2 separate regions of the Homo sapiens genome follow, and region 2 is linked to region 1. A link is a loop called in an ENCODE intact Hi-C map of the cell type or tissue named here. Cell type or tissue: GM12878. All regions are shown on one strand. Links, peaks and the distances in the headings refer to the core of each region. The heading gives the core; the rest is flanking DNA.

Region 1 (8,333 bases), core at 23-8,022:
GTAAACCAGACCCTGTTGCTCAACTGCTCAAGCCCTCCCATGGCTTCCCAGCATACTTTTTAAATTTTTTTATTTTTTAAGACAGATTATTGCTCTGTCACCCAGGCTGGAGTGCAGTGGTACAATCTCAGCTCACTGCAACCTCCACCTCCCAGGTTCAAGCGATTCTCCTGCCTCAGCCTCCTGAGTAGCTGGGATTGGAGAAGGGTGCACCACCATGCCCAGCTAATTTTTGTAGTTTTTTAAGTACAGATAGGGTTTCATCATGTTGGCCAGGCTGGTCTTGAACTCCTGACCTCAAATGATCCACCCACCTCGGCCTCCCAAAGTGCTGGGATTACAGGTGTGAGATACCATGTGTGGTCCATTGTACTTATAATTAATCCCAATCCCAATCCCCCAGCCTGAGCTCTCGCCCCATTTTCCTGCAAGCCACCTGGCTTTCTCTGCGTTCCCGGGTTCCTCTCCAGCCCCTAGGCCTTAGCACCTGCGGTTCCCTCTGCCTGGAGCCCCCAGCACCCTCTGCCACCTCCTGAGAGCATCTCATGGCTGGCCTCTTGTCTTTTTTTTTTTTGGGACAGAGTCTTACTCTGTCACCCAGGCTAGAGTGCAGCAGTAGCACAATCTCGGCTCACTGCAACCTCCACCTCCCGGGTTCAAGTGATTCTCCTGCCTCAGCCTCCCAAGTAGCTGGGATTACAGGCACGTACCACCATGCCTGGATAATTTTTTATATTTTTAGTAGAGACAGGGTGTCACCATGTTGGCCAGGCTGGTCTTAAACTCCTGACCTCAGGTGATCCACCTGCCTTGGCTTCCCAAAGTGCTGGGATTACAGGCGTGAGCCACCATGCCTGGCCCCTGCCGGCCTCTTCTCATTCAAATCTCACCTCCTCAGGGAGGGCTTTGTGGGTGAGCCTATCCAGAGCCATCCACCCACTCCTGCCTCACTCTTAGGTCACCTGTGCTGACCCCCGTCTGCATTTACTTCATCAACTTGCTTATGATCTGTCCCCCGCACTAGGGTGGGGACCTTGCTGGTCTCACTGTTGTGTCCCTAGCATCTAGCATGGCACGGGCTCATAAGACACTCAGTATTTGTGGAATGAACAAAGCCAGAGAGACAGAGGGAAGGCAGGTGGGAAGAAGGCAGGGAGCAGAAGTAGGCTGGCTGGGAGGGGCTGGGGGTGCTGACTGTCCGTCTGCAAGGCGGGGCAAACGGTGGGGAGGACAGGGATGAGGTGTGGGGGTTTCTCAAGGCTTTATGGGGACAGCTTCTCTTTTCTGAGAATGGGCTCTCCCACTTGGGAGGGTGTCTCTGGGGACCTGGGTACCACGACCAGATCCTCAGGCGGATAAGGCAGCTGCCCCCATGCCTGCCAAGAGCCCGGATGCCAGGTAGGTCCTCTTGCAACCCCCCGTGGCCGACCTACCCCTCCCCTCCTCAGGGCCCCCTCTCCCACCTGCTTGCTGGGTCTGGCCTTGGGTGGGGGTGCTCCGAGGCCCATCCCCAGCGGCGTTGAAGGCGGCCACGCTGACCATGTAGGCCGTGTAGCCAGTCAAGTTCTTGAGCTTCACGCTGTTCTCAGCCAGGAAAAGCGTCTTCACTCGCTCTGTGAGGTTCCCCCGCTGGGCTTCCCAGAAATAAATCTGTGGGAACAGAAGGATGTGGGAGTGAGGGGGACAGGGGCAATGAGAGTCCCTCCTGTCCCTGCTGACCTGTAGTCTCAGAGACACCTTCATTGCTGTGAGTCACCTGGGAAACAGCGGAGAAGTCTTTAAGAGGCCGGGTGCGGTGGCTCACACCTGTAATCCCAGCACTTTGGGAGGCAGAGGTGGGTGGATCACTTGAGGCCAGGAGTTCAAGACTAGCCTGGCCAACATGGTGAATCCCCGTTTCTACTGGAAATACAAAAAAATCAGCCGGGCATGGTGGCAAGTGCCTGTAGTCCCAGCTACTCTGGAGGCTGAGGCAGGAAAATCACTTGAACCTGGGAGGTGGAGGTTGCAGTGAGCTGAGATCACGCCACTGTACTCCAGCCTGGGTGACAGAGCAAGACTCCATCTCAAAAAAAAAAAAAAAGAATTTAAGAACTGTTTTAGAAACCTTTCTGGAACCTTCCTTTTCACAGCCAAGACCCTGGTCTCTGCCAGACAGTAAACTCCAGGGCATGGCCCCCAAGTGTCTGTGTTTCCCGCCATGCCTGGAGGATTTACCATAGCGCTGGCACATCAGCACTTAGTACAGTTCCTGGAGGAATAAAGCAAATCCGTCCTACGGGAGGCTGAGCTGGGGAGATAAGGCAGTGTGGAGTCTATCCAGACAGAGTGTGGTGCAAGTGCTGGTGGCCTCATGTCACCTGGGAGCTGGTGAGGGATGCAGAGTCTCAGGGCCACCCCGGGCCCGCTGCACCAGCAGCTGCTGGTTAACAGGAACAAGGCCCGCTGCAGAGGAAGGCCTCGGCCAAGACGGCGGGCAGCGGGAGGCTGAATCCCAGCTGCACCGCATACAGCAGCGGGACCTGGCCAGCTGACTTCCCAGAGCTGCAGTTTTGTCGTACATTCAGTGAGGTTAAGGACACGTACTTCCTGGGGTCCGTGTGAGGGGTGCAGGTTCTAAGGGTTTCACCCAGGTACTTGGCCAGTTTCCTAAGGAACCCCGTGGCTGCAGAAGGCTTTAGGCCAGGAACACAACAGATGCTCCCTGGTGTTTTCTCTTCCTTTCTGTTTTTTGAGATGGAGTCTCGCACTGTCACACAGGCTGGAGTGCTGTGGTGCGATCTTGCTCCGCCTCACGGGTTCACGCCATTCTCCTGCCTCAGCCTCCCGAGTAGCTGGGACACAGGCACCCGCCACCACGCCCGGCTAATTTTTGGATTTTTAGTAGAGACGGGATTTCACCGTGTTAGCCAGGATGGTCTAGATCTCCTGACCTTGTGATCCGCCCGCCTCGGCCTCCCAAAGTGCTGGGGTTACAGGCGCGAACCACCAAGCCCAGCCATTGTTTTCAATCATTTCCTCTGTAGCACAGGTTAACACTTCTGCTAGTTCCAGGACTGAGGCCATCCAGATAGCGGCCAGCTGGGCCCAGCCACGTGCAAAATTGGAGGTCATTTGGCGCCCCCTGCTGGCCAATGAGGTTTCTGCATGTCACCGGCTTTTCAATTTCTCATTTCCCTGGAGGAAGCCCATAAAGTGAGAAAGAGCTAATAAAAGTGTCCCCACTGGCATGTATGGGTGGCAGTTAGGACATCTTGTTACCATGAAATCCTTGCTTTTCTCCAATCCCTCTCCCCCTTTATTATTATTTTTTTATTTGAGACAGGCCTCACTCTGTTGCCCAGGCTGGAGTGCAGTGGCACGATCACAGCTCACTGCAGCCTCAACCACCTGGGCTCAAGCCATCCTCCCACCTCAGCCTCCTGAGTGGCCAGGACTACAGGTGTGCACCACCACACCCAGCTAAGTTTTTAATTTTTTGTAGAGACGGGGTCTTGCCATGTTTCCCAGGCTGGTCTTGAACTCCTGGGCTCAAGCGATCCAACCACCTTGGCTTCCCAAAGTGCTGAGATTACAGGTGTGAGCCACTGTGCCCGGCCCTCTCTCCCATTTTATTTTATTTTATTTTATTTCAAGACAGGGTCTCATTTTGTCACGCAGACTGGGGTGCAGTGGCATGATCTTGGCTCACTGTAACCTTGACCTCCAGGTTCAAGCAATCCTCCCGCCTCAGCCCCCCAGGTAGCTCTGACTACATGAGTGCTACCACACCTGGCTATTTCTTTCGTAGAGATGGGGATTTCTTTTGTAGTGATTTCTTTTTTAGAAAGGGGGAGAGGGCCGGGTGCAGCGGCTCACACCTGTAATCCTAGCACTTGGGAAGCTGAGAGAGGGGAATCGCCTGTGCCCATGAGTTCAAGACCAGCCTGGGCAACATGGCAAGACCCCTGTCTCTACTAAAAACACAAAAATTAGCCAGGAGTGGTGGTGTGCACCTGCAGTTCCAGCTACTTGGGAGGCTGAGGCAGGAGGATGGCTGGAACCCGGGAGGTGAAGGTTGCAGTGAGCTGAGATCACACCACTGCACTCCAGCCTGGGCAACAGAACAAGACTCCATCTCTAAAATAACATAAAAATAACGAAAAGCAGATTCTTCTCATATGGATAGATGAATGAAAGCAGAGGCAGTCATGTATGAAATCATTCATTCACTCATGCATTCATACTAATGGGGGTACAACAGTTAACAAAGTTCCTGTTGGATTTGGAAAGGTCATGGCTGATGCTAAAAGTTTGCCATTATTAGCACACAGGTGGTCTTCCGTGAGTGCACACTGGGAGAATGAATGGATTCTCTTAGGTAGAGAAGAGGGCTGTGGATTGATCCCTGGGGGCCTCCAGCATTCAGTGGTTGGTGGGGAGGAAGAGCTAGCGAGGGAAGCTGAGGAAAGCAAGCATTTTGAGAGGAAGGAGAGATCCATGTGTCAAACACAGCTGCTGAGTCAGGCAGGATAAGCCTGTGGTTTGACTCGATATGAGCAACATGGGAATTATTAACAACTTTGGCAGGAAGAGCTTCGGTGGGGTGGCGGGGATGAGAACCTATTTGGAGCGAGTTCAAGGGAGAAAGAGAGCAGAGGAATCGGAGGGAGTGAGTACAGAAGATTCTTTTGAGGAATTCTGCTGTAAAGGGGCCAAAGAAATGGGTGACAACTGGAAGAAAATGTGAGGTCAGGCCAGGTGCGGTGGCTCACACCTGTAATCCCAGCACTTTGGAAGGCTGAGGCAGGTGGATCACCTGAGGTCAGGAGTTTGAGACCAGCCTGGCCAACATGGCGAAACTCTATCTCTACTAAAAATACAAAAATTAGCCGGGCATGGTGGCGGATGCCTGTAATCCCAGCTACTCAGGAGGCTGAGGCAGGAGAATCACTTGAACCCGAGAGGTGGAGGCTGCAGTGAGCTGAGATAGCACCACTGCACTCCAGCCTGGGCAACGGAGCGAGAGTCCGTTAAAAAAAAAAAAAAGTGAGGTCAGGAAAAGGCATAAAAAGAGGAAACATATCTCAGAATGCTTTTCTGCCCTGCCCGTGGGAGCTATCCACTGGGGAGGTGGAGGAGAGGAAGGGCCAATGGCTGCAGTCATGCTCTTGGGTGAGGAGTGGGTCGGGGCCTAGAACCCAGGGACAGCTGTCTTCACAAACCAGGCACTCCGGCAGGTGCATCTTGTTTGTGAGCGCTGCATTCTGCGGACCTTTGTTAGCTGATGATTCACAGTGAGAGGGACTGACACGCGTGCAAAGGACATAAAGGGACTGAGCCCAGATCCTGGTTCCCATGGGGCACACTGCTGAGCTGCATGGGGCACATTGATGGGTAACCAGGAGTCTGCCAGAATGCAGGCTCCAGCGGGCAGGCATCTCGGTCCATGTGGCCCCCTTGGGACCCAAACACCTAGAATCATGGCTGGCACATCCATGGTCCTCAATCAATATCTGCTGGATGAATAAATGCCTTATGTGGACAGGGGCAAGCATGGGAGTGCACCATTATAATCACGAACCTGCCATTTACTATGCCCAATTCTCTGCCCTTTCATTTCTTTTTTCAGCTTTATTGAGGTATAATTGACAATCTAAGATCTATATATAGCCGGGCATGGTGGTGGGTGCCTGTAATCCCAGCTACTCGGGAGGCTGAGACAGGACAATCCCTTGAACCTAGGAGGCAGAGGTTGCAGTGAGTGGAGATCACACCACTGCACTCCAGCCTGGGTGACAGAGTGAGACTCTGTCTCGAAAAAAACAAACAAACAAAAAAATCAAAAAACAAAAAAACCCCAAAAAACTGTATGTGTTTAAGGTATACAACATGGTGTTCTGATATACACATGCATTATGAAATGATTACCACAATCAAGCTAATTAACATGTTCATCATCTTTTTGTGGTGAGAACCTTCTGAGCAAATTTCAAGTGTACAATACGGTATCATTAACTATCATCACCATGTTGTACATTAGATCTAGATCGTATTCAGCCTGCTTCACCGAAACGCTGTATCCTGGGACCTTCTCCCTATTTCCCTCACTCCCTCAGCCTCTGGCAACCGCTGTTCTACTCTCTGTTCCTATGAGTTTGATTATTTTAGATTCCACATATACGCGAGGTCATGCAGTATTTGTCTTTCTGTGCTTGGTACATTTCATTTGGCATAATATCCTGCAGGTTCATCCGTGTTGTTGCAAACAGCAGGATTTCCTTCAAGGCTGGATGGTATTCCACTGTGTATAAACCACATTTTCTTCATTCATTCATCCATTCACAGACACTCAGGCTATTTCCACATCTTGGCTACTGTGAATGATGCTGAAATTAACATGGGCCTGCAGATAGCTCTTCAAGAGCCTCATTTCAATTCCTTTGGATAAATACCCAGTAGTGGGATTGCTGGATCATTGGAGTTCTATTTTTAATTTTCTGCGGAACTTCCATACCGTTATCCATAATGGCTGTACTGATATACGTTCCCACCAACAGCGTGCAAAGGTTCCCTTTTCCCCATACGCTTACCACCACTTATCTCTAGACTTTTTGATAACAGCCATCCTTGCAGGTGTGATGGGATATCTCACTGTGGTTTTGATTTGCATTTCCCTGATGCTGAGCGATGTTGAACACCTTCTTAGATACCTGTTGACCATTTATATATCTTCTTTTTTCTTTTTTTTTGAGTTGGAGTCTTGCTCTGTCACCCAGGCTAGACTGCAGTGGCATGATATGGGTTCACTGCAACCTCCACCTCCTGGGTTCAAGCGATTCTCCTGCCTCAGCCAGGTGCCTGCCGCCATGGCCAGCTAATTTTTGTATTTTTAGTAGAGACGGGGTTTCACCATGTTGGCCAGGCTGGTCTCGAACTACTGACCTCAGGTGATCTGCCTACCTTGGCTTCCCAAAGTGCTGGGATTACAGGCATGAGCCACCGTGCCCAGCCTATGTATCTTCTTTTGAGAAATGTCCATTTGGGTCCTTTGCCCCATTTTCTTTCACTTTTGTTGTATGAGTTCCTTACATATTTTGGCTACTAACCCCTGGTCATATGTATGGTTTGCAAATATTTCTCCCATTCCAGAGGTTCTCCCTCCTTCTGGAAGCATGTTCTTCCCATGAGCTCTGAGACATCACTCAGTTTTTGGTTTCAGGGCTCAATTTGTAGACTTCTTTTGTTCTTTATCTTTCCTTGTCTAATCTCTAGCTTTCAGTACCATCTATATGCCGAGGACTCTATAATTCACATCTCTGGTTTGATCCTTCTCTCTTGAACTCCAGACATGCATCTCTGACTCTGTTCTGTCTCCCCTCGAATGTCCAACAGACGTCTCAAACCAAACACATCTGGAACCAGACTCCAGATTTCCCTAGCCTCCTCCTTCACCAGCTTTGTCTTTTCCTGCTCCATCATCCTGTGGACCCTGGGGCTGTCCTTGTTGCCTCCCTTTTCTCCCATTCCATGTTCGATTTGTCGGTAATTTTTTTTTTTTTTGAGATGGGGTCTCGCTCTGTTGCCCAGGCTGGAGTACAGTGGCGTGATCTTGGTGCACTGCAACCTCTGCCTTCTGGGTTCAAGGGATTCTTTTGCCTCAGCCTCCCCAGTAGCTGGAATTACAAGCATGCGCTACCATACCCAGCTAATTTTTGTATTTTTAGTAGAGATGCGGTTTCGTCATGTTGGCCAGGCTGGTCTCGAACTCCTGACCTCAAGTGATCTGCCCGCCTTGGGCTCCCAAAGTGCTGGGATTACAGGTGTGAGCCACTGTGCCCAGCCTGATTTGTTAGCAAATTCTACCAGCTCTGCTGTTGGGACTAACTGAGAGTGGCCACTTCTCACTCTGCTCTCACCTGATCTGAGCCCCCTTCATGGCCCACCCGGATAGTTCAGATGCCTCCCCATAGCTTCTGGGCTTTCCCCATTTCAGACTCTGCTCAGCACAGCAGCCAGCGGGACCCTCTGAAGGTCCCAGTCCTCCACTCAGAGGACTTCACTCAAGAGTGACAGCCAAAGCCCCGAAGGACCCCAGGTGCTCCAGCCCCGGCTTTCCCATCTCCCATTGCGCTCCCTGGAACTCACTCTGGGGACACACAAGGCTCTCCGTATACCCCAAGTACCTGTCTACCCTGAGACCTTTGCTCTTTTTTCCTCTCTTTCTGGATCCATGTGATTTGTGCCCTGTTCTCCTTCAGGTTTTTGCTCAAATATCACCTTCTCATTAAGTCCTTTCCTAACAACCTTTTTTTTTTTTTTTTTTTTTTTTTTTTTTTGAGACAGTCTTGATC
Region 2 (8,333 bases), core at 172-8,171, 390 kb before region 1:
TAAATAAAAATCTACATGGTTGGAAGCACCATAAACAGACTCACAAGTGACCAACTGAGAAAAGAATTATAATAATATTGCAGATAATTTTCTGAATACACAAGGAGCTCCAAAATAATGAGTTAGGAAAGACCAACCATGGAACAGAAAAGTAAGAGAAAGACACAGACACTTCACAGAAAGGGAAATACAAACAGCTTTGAAACACGTGGAAAGATGCTAAGCTGACTAATAAGACAAAGCTGTAGGCCGGAGCAGTGGCACACATCTGTAATCCCAGCCACTTGGGAGGCCAAGGCAAGAGGATTGCTTGAGGCCAGGAGTTTGAGACCAGCCTGGGCAGCATGGTGAGACTCCATCTCTAAAATTTTTTTTTTTTTTTAAACAAAGAAGACTCCATGAAATACCATTTTTTACCTATTCCTATTAACAAAAAATCAAAAATTTTACTAAAACCCTATAGGGATGGGGTATGGATAAAGACATTCTCAAACATTGCTGGTAAAAGTATAAATCAGTATAAGCTCAAGGAAGGGCAACTTGAGAATTTCTGTAAAAGGGAAAATTCACAAATATCCACTGTATAATCCCACTTTCAGAAACTTAGTTTTATAGATATGTTCACATGGACTCAAATACAGACGGTAGCTACTTTCTATCTGATGTGGTCCAAACTGGTCATTAATAGGTTAATTTTAAACATGGAAAATGGGAAGAATCTCCCCCCAAAAGTAATTTTAATTTCAAGCAAATAAATGTGCATTCACTTGCAAATCTTATGATGTAAATCAGAGGCCTCTTTCGTCCATATCGGTCAACTGATAAAAGTTCTGTTTCGTCTATTTTGCAAAAACCTTGTTCGTAATACTTCATTTACAATCTTCAGATTTTGTTTCTTTAAAGTGGTGGAAAGACTTAAAGACACCTGGGGAGAAATCTGGAAATAGAATCTCCATTTTTCTAATTCGTTGCCAAGTCTTTTTTTTTTTTAACAGCTGTCTCTACTATGCCTTATTTGACAGAAATTTGGTGATTCAATGTTAGCAAATCTCTTCAAATCTGAACTTTCATTAAAATTACATAACATTTGATGAAATCAAATGATGGCAGCAAGTGCAGCTAAAATAAATAGTTGGATTAATGAACAACTGACTCAGGTTGCACTGACGACAGGGCTGCAAGTGTTTGGAGTATAATGGGCAGCAGAAACACAGAGTGTCTATTATCCATGCATCTCCATCCAGGCAAGGTCAACTCAGAGAACGTCTATTAAATATCCACCAGGATATTCACTGCATCACTGTTCCTAAGAGTAAAGGACATGAAACAATCAAAATGCCCCTCAACAGGGAACTGATTAGATAACTCACAGTACCTTCATTTGATGGAATAGTACCCAGGGTGTTTTTTGTTGTTGTTTTTTGTTTGTTTATTTGTTTTTGTTTTTTTTTTTGAGACCAAGTCTCACTCTGTAGCCCAGGCTGGGGTGCAGTGCCGCGATCTCAGCTCACTGCAGCCTCCACCTCCCAGGTTCAAGCGATTCTCCTGTCTCAGCCTCCTGAGGAGCTGGGATTACAGGCAAGCGCCACCACAACCAGCTAATTTTGTATTTTTAGTAGAGACGAGGTTTCACCATGTTGGCCAGGCTGGTCTCAAGCTCCTGACCTCAAGTGAACCACCTGCCTCGGCCTCCCGAAGTGCTGGGATTACAGGTATGAGCCACTGTGCCCAGCCTGTTGTTGTTGTTGTTTGCTTTTGTTTTTAAATAAAGCAACATATATGGATGTGCTAAGATGGAACTCCTCTGTCCAAGATGTGGTGAAATCAGGCTATGGAACAGACTAATATATCTACACTTACATGCTTAGGGAGACAGAAAGCACCTCTGGAAAAATACAGAAAACAACCTGGTTACAAGTGGTCACCTCTGAGGAAATAAAATAAGTAACCAGAAGACAGAGGTGAGAGAAAGACTTTTCACCACAGATCCCTTTGTACCTTTTGAGTGATGGGCTGTGGGCAATTTTCTCTTTCAAATCAGAGCCAGGCTCTTCACCCAGACTCCATAAAGATGCCCAACGGTGAGAACGAAGTCGGAAGAAAAGAGGGGTTGCTGAGAGCTGGTGAGTTACTAAGGAAAAGGGAACCCTGGGATCTGCCCTCACCATCTGGGCAAGGCTCCAAGGGAAGTGGGGATCTGTGAAATCCCCAGATGGATTTGGGAATCTAAGAGCAGGGGCCCTCTAGACCCCTTTCCTGAGTGCTGTTCAGGGGGGTGGCAAGCTCCAGAGAAGTGCCAGCAGAGGGGTAACCAGGCAGAGAGGACCTGGGTAGCCTCAGGTTTCTCATGGCTCAGAGTGGGGCTGGAATCGTGGAGTGATTCTGGGAGCCTCAGAGCCACATTGAAATAGAGAAACAGGAGGCAGGCCCATCGAATTGCCACTATCAGCAGCAAAAAAACCCAGCTCTTGCCCCTGTTCTTCCCCCATGAAGCAGAACGGCCTTGAAAGCTGCTTGTAGCATTGCATTGCACAGAGCATGGGCAGAACAAACTCAGCCACCCCAGGATGGGCACAGAAGTAGCCATGAGACCTGAAGGGGCTTGGTCAAACCCGGCCCACAGTCTGTTTTTGTAAATAAAGCTTTATTGGAACTCAGACATTTAAAAAAAAAAAAAAAGAAAGAAAAGAAAAAGAAAATTCAAGAAATAAGATTCCTTTCCCTTGGGTGTTGTGGGATACATGTAAAGCCCAGGCACACTGAATCCACAGGCTTCCCAGGAGTTCGAGTTTTATTCAGCAAAGCAGCTGTTCTCAAAGTGGGGTCCCCAAGGCCAGCAGCATCAGCAACACCCAGGAACTTGTTAGCAAGGCAAGTTATCAGGCCCCATTCCAGGCCTCTGGTGGGCCCAGCAACCCGTGTTTCCGCAAGACCTCCAGGGGATTCTCATGCACTCTCAAATGTGAGAATCACCGCAGTGAAGCAACGCCTTTTACAGGGGCTGAGAAAGGTGAAGTCTCACCGCATCTGGTTACCATTCCTGTGTGCCACAAAGTATTTTATCAGGCTCTGAGTCATCTGACATTTCCTTCTGGAAGCAGAATGTTAAATGAATAAGGAGGAAGGCCATTTGTTTATCTGAAACATAACAATATCCCAAATCTATTTCATTTACTTCTAAAGCTAATGATTCTGCAATCCAATAACTCTAGAGAATTGCACACAGCAGCAATAACCCTCTTATGGAATCAATTTTCTCTGGTTAGGAACAAAGAATTCTCCCCTCCAAAAATCCAACCTGCATTGATTAGTTCATCAGAGCACACTAGGAGGCCCAGCCGGGCTAGAGGCAGGGCAAACACAGTAAGTTGTCTGGGGCCACACCTCCCTAGGAATGTGCACACTCCACGTGGCTGACGCCACTCCACAAGGCACCAGGTACAAGGCAATGATCTGCTCATGCTTAAGTGGCCTGGGAGGGACATACAGGGGGGAAAGGACAGAAAGAGCTAGCTGAGTGAGGGCCACGCAGACAGCGCCCACAGAAGGAGGAACATGTCACAGAGTCGCTCTCTGAATTTTTGCCCACAACTTTGCTGACGGGACTAGCCAGCTATATCTGACCCTATCAGGTATTACCCACTTGTGACATTCATTTCCATGCAAACCTTCTTTATTTGCATGGGGCCTGCCTTTTTTTTTTTTTTTTTTTTTTTGAGACAGAGTCTCACTCTCTCACCTAGGCTGGAGTGCAGGGGCGCCATCTCGGCTCACTGCAACCTCCACCTCCCAGGTTCAAGCAATTCTCCTGCCTCAGCCTCCCGAGTAGCTGGGACTACAGGCATGCACCACAACACCGAGCTAATTTTGGTATTTTTAGGAGAGACAGGGTTTCGCCATGTTGGCCAGGCTGGTCTCGAACTCCTGACCTCAGGTGATCCACCCACCTCAAACTCCCAAAGTGCTGGGATTACAGGCATGAGCCACCGCATCTGGCCAGGCCTAACTTTTTATTACTGTCTTTTATTTATTAATCTTCCTGCAATCGATGCCCTATCTCCCTGTGATGGGTTGAACTGCATTCCTGCAAAAGATGTTGTCTATAAATGTGACCTTTTTTGCAAACAGGGTCTTTGTAAATGATCGAGGTAAGATAAGGTCATTAGGGCAGGTCCCAATTCAATATGATTTTTTCCTTATAAAAAGGAGAAATTTGGACACAGAGACAGGCACACAAGGAAAATACTACGGGAAGACTGGAGTTATGCTACTAGAAGCCAAGGAACCACCAAAAGCTAGGAGAGGGGCTTGGAGCTCATCCTTCCCTGGAGCCTTGAGGAGGCACATGGCCCTGCTGACATCTTGAGGTCAGAATCTTAGAACTACTTTCCAGAAAGTTCTAGCCTCTAGAACTGAGACAATAAATGTCTGTTGTTTAAGCTATTCAAATTGTGATATATTGTTCCCACAGCCCTAGGAAACCAGTTCACTCCCCAGTAAGACTCCAGGGTCCCCCAGAAGCCTGACGGCTGTGGAGCTAGCTTTGAAAGCCAGGACACCCTAGTCACAACACAACCACTAGGGGGAGATGTTGAGGTGATGCAAACCACGGCTGGGGAGCTGGACAAACTGGTGGTTGCCAAGCCTGGCCATGCAGACAAAGCCCCGGTGAAGCTTTTTAGAAATACAGACGTCTAAGCTCCACCCAAAGCCTCCTAAATCAGAACATCAGAAAGTCGAGTGTGACGCGCCACCTGCCAGGCACTGGCCCACAGACCCTCCAAGGACCCTTCCAACTGTGAGGTCCCATTACTGCCACACTGCTGCACCCTCCACCCCCAGCTAGCCCGAGGGGGCTCCATGGATCAGGAGCATCAGCCACCTTGACAGCTTGGGAGACACATACAGTCTTGGGCCCCAACCCAGACCTGCCAAATCATCATCTGCATTTTAACAGGCTCCCGGGGTGAACCGTGCACACATTCAGGTGTGAGAAGCACTTGTAGATTGGATATAAGACATAATCACAGGCCGGGCATGGTGGCTCATGCCTGTAATCCAAGCACTTTGGGAGGCTGAGGCAGGCAGATTACTTGAGGTCAGGAGTTCAAGACCAGCCTCGCCAACATGAGGGATGAACTGGTTACTGTCTTCAACTACAATGACTAGTTTTTTATACCAGAAGGGAAAGAATAAAAGCACAGGGTATTGTCCAATAAACCACAAAGCTCTGACATAGTATGGATGTGTGTTCCCTCCAAATCTCATGTTGAAATGTGAGCCCCAGTGCTGGAGGAGGGCCTGGTAGGAGGGGTTTGGGTCACGGGAGCAGATCCCTCATGAATGGTTTGTTGCCCTCCCCACAGTAATGTGCGAGTTCTCACTCTGTTGGTTCAGGAGAGCACTGGTTGTTTGAAAGATCCTGCTAGTTCTTTTGCTCCTTCGCTTGTCACGTCACACATCTGTTCCCCCTTCACCATCTGCCATGATTGGAAGCTTCTTGAGGCCCTCCCCAGAAGCAGATGCTGGCACTATGCTTCTTATACAGTCTGCAGAACTGAGAGCCAAATAAACCTATTGTCTGTAAATTACCCAGCCTCAGGTATTCCTTTATGGCAACACTTAATGGACTAAGACACTCCACAAGGACCTGAAGTTTGTCTCTTATTAGGTAATCACCAAATGTACTTGTGTAAAGTGTATCCAGTTTGAGTGAATGGGGCACTTAGCATACAGTTCCTGGATTTGTGACAGAAATAAGATGGAATGAACAATTAATCCCACAATCTACTAAAGAAATCAGTAAGAGGTACCCTGACACTCCCATGGCAAATTCAGAAATGTTAAAATATGCTCCCCATTCCCCAAAAAGGGGACTGAATGGGCTATTAGGGGAACAGATGGCTTGCACTAGAATTCTTTAGCAATCTCTGGAAAATAAGAAATGTTTTTTTCCTTGCCTAAAGACAAAGTCCTGAATCAGAATACCCCTTCCTCTTCCACACCAAGTCTTTCTCCACTCCAAAACTTCATGACACTTACAGAGAAAGGTGAAGCCCCAACGGTTGTTTTGGGAACAATCTCCCTCATCCACTCACCCATCCAAAAATGACACCACTTAAAAAAACAAACAGCCGGTGGGGGCTACTTCTTCCCATGTTCTCGTCCTGAATCGTAAAAGAGCAAAGCCTACTTTCCATTATTACTCTTGGCATGAATGGTTTAAAAAGAGCATCTATAAACCAGAAAAGAGAGCCACGTAAAAGTCAGCTCTCTTTTTTATTATTTTTGTGAGTACATAGGTGTGTATATTTATGGGGTCCATGAGATGTTTTGACACAGCCATGCAGTGTGAAATAAGCACATCATGGAGAATGCGACATCCATCCCCTCAAGCTTTTACCCTTTGAATTACAAACAATCCAATTACACTCTTTATTTTAAAGTGTACAATTAGGCTGGGCACAGTGGCTCACGCCTGTAATCCCAACACTTTGGGGGGCCAAGGCGGGAAGATCACCTGAGGCCAGGAGTTCAAAACCAGTCCGGCCAACATGGTGAAATCCCGTCTCTGCTAAAAACACACACACACACAAATTGGCCGGGTGCGGTGGTACATGCCTGCAATCCCAGCTACTTTGGAGGCTGAGGCATGAGAATTGCTTGAACCTGAGAGGCAGAGGCTGCAGTCAGACAAGATCACACCACTGCACTCCAGTCTAGGTGACAGAGCGAGAACTTGTCTCAAACAAAACAAAACAAAACAAAACAAATGTACAATTAAGTTATTACTGACTCTAGTCACCCTACTGTGCTATCAAATAGTAGGTCTTACTCATTCTTATTCCACTTTTTTTTTTACTTTTTCATGTTGCAAATCTGAAACTCGGTACCTTTTAAACAACAACTCCCCTTTTCTCAGTGCCCCTAGCCCTTGGCAACCGCAGTTCTACTTTCTGTTTCTATGAATTGTGTTACTTACTTATTTATTTATTTATTTATTTTTATTTTTGAGATGGAGTCTCACTCTGTTGCCCAGTCTGGAGTGCAGCGGCATGATCTCGGATCACTGCAACCTCCGCCTCCCAGGTTCAAGTGATCCTCCCACCTCAGCCTACTGAGTAGCTGGGATTACAGGCGTGAGCCACCACGCCCAGCTAATTTTTGTATTTTTAGTAGAGACAGGTTTGCTCTTTTTAAGATTACAATATGCAGGCAGAGCATGGTGGCTCACGCCTGTCATCCGAGCACTTTGGGAAGCCGAGGAGGGCACATCACTTGAGGTCAGGAGTTCGAGACCAGCCTGGCCACCACGATAAGACCTCATCTTCATCTCTACTAAAAAGATGAGGAAGTTCTAGAAATCTGCTTCACAACAATGTGAACGTATTTATTAACACTACTGAACTGTGCACGTAAAAATGGTTATGCTGGTCAGTTTTCTACTACGTGTCTTTCACCACAATAAAAAGAAAGATAAAAATAAAACAACAACAACAAAGAAAACAATTGTCCATCCTTACTCAATGCCAGAGGCTGCAGTCCCACAGCACAGCCAGATCTTGGCTGTATTTCACAGAGTTCTCCTGACTCTAGAATCATCCTTCCTTTAATTGTTTGATCCTTTTATTTGCAATGAAATGATTTTACCAAGATAACAGTACAAGTTTCTCTTACATTTCTTGGAGCTACTATCATCCCTTATAACATAACAGCGAGGGTATAAATATTCCATTACGTCAAATCATTTTGTTTATACTATCCCAGGATATGTCTTAAAGACATAGATTACCTTTAAATGATCTAGTCTTGTATCTGTTTTTGCCTTCTAATAGAATTTTTAAAGGGCATCTACCGTTCCAAGAAATTATCATTGTATTTGGGAAGTATGTTCATTTATAATGACAATTCTGTCATGCACCCTCACCTTCCATAGTTTATCAAGCTGGCTTTGAGTGAAGACTGTTTTTCTTATTCCACTGTTTCAAGATGTGGATTTTTGCATTTGTTAAGAGAAGGTGATAAACTCTCATCTTGAAAATGAAACAGATCATTACGTAAAGTCTCCACCAGTATTTGAGCCCTGGTATACCACTCTTCCAGTGATGGGCTTCACATACAGAAATTACGAAACTTATTTAGGGACATAACTGTCACCTAGGATAAAATGACTGCTCTCGTTAGAGGCTCTTCAGTAAATTTCTTTTGTCTTCATTATTTCAGTAATTTATTCTTTCGATGAGACGTCATCCTAAACTACACAGCCTAAAAATGGATAATGCTGCACGTAGTATCAGACTATTTGCAGATGATGCTGTAAGTGACTTACCCAT

What was found. Peaks named below come from ENCODE experiments on the same cell type or tissue, not always from the same donor. Only the 100,000 strongest peaks of a DNase experiment are listed, where the experiment ranks them.
Region 2: it touches region 1 in a loop (5-fold over the local background); 6 of 110 quality-filtered maps call a loop at or near these places.

Annotation. Positions count from the first base shown.
Region 1 is chr17:73,366,944-73,375,276 of GRCh38, forward strand. SDK2 (sidekick cell adhesion molecule 2) reads right to left here. Exons shown (of 45, transcript NM_001144952.2): 37 at 1,464-1,650. Among named protein-coding and RNA genes, the nearest start is that of CDC42EP4, 59 kb to the left of the region's middle. In GM12878, for the core only: a CTCF peak has its summit at 3,123 (motif pointing left); a DNase peak (open chromatin) is centred at 3,134.
Region 2 is chr17:72,981,715-72,990,047 of GRCh38, forward strand. The region is part of intron 4 of SLC39A11 (solute carrier family 39 member 11); the gene reads right to left. Among named protein-coding and RNA genes, the nearest start is that of SLC39A11, 110 kb to the right of the region's middle. RefSeq lists a silencer at 4,554-4,603. In GM12878, for the core only: a CTCF peak has its summit at 4,582 (motif pointing right); a DNase peak (open chromatin) is centred at 4,597.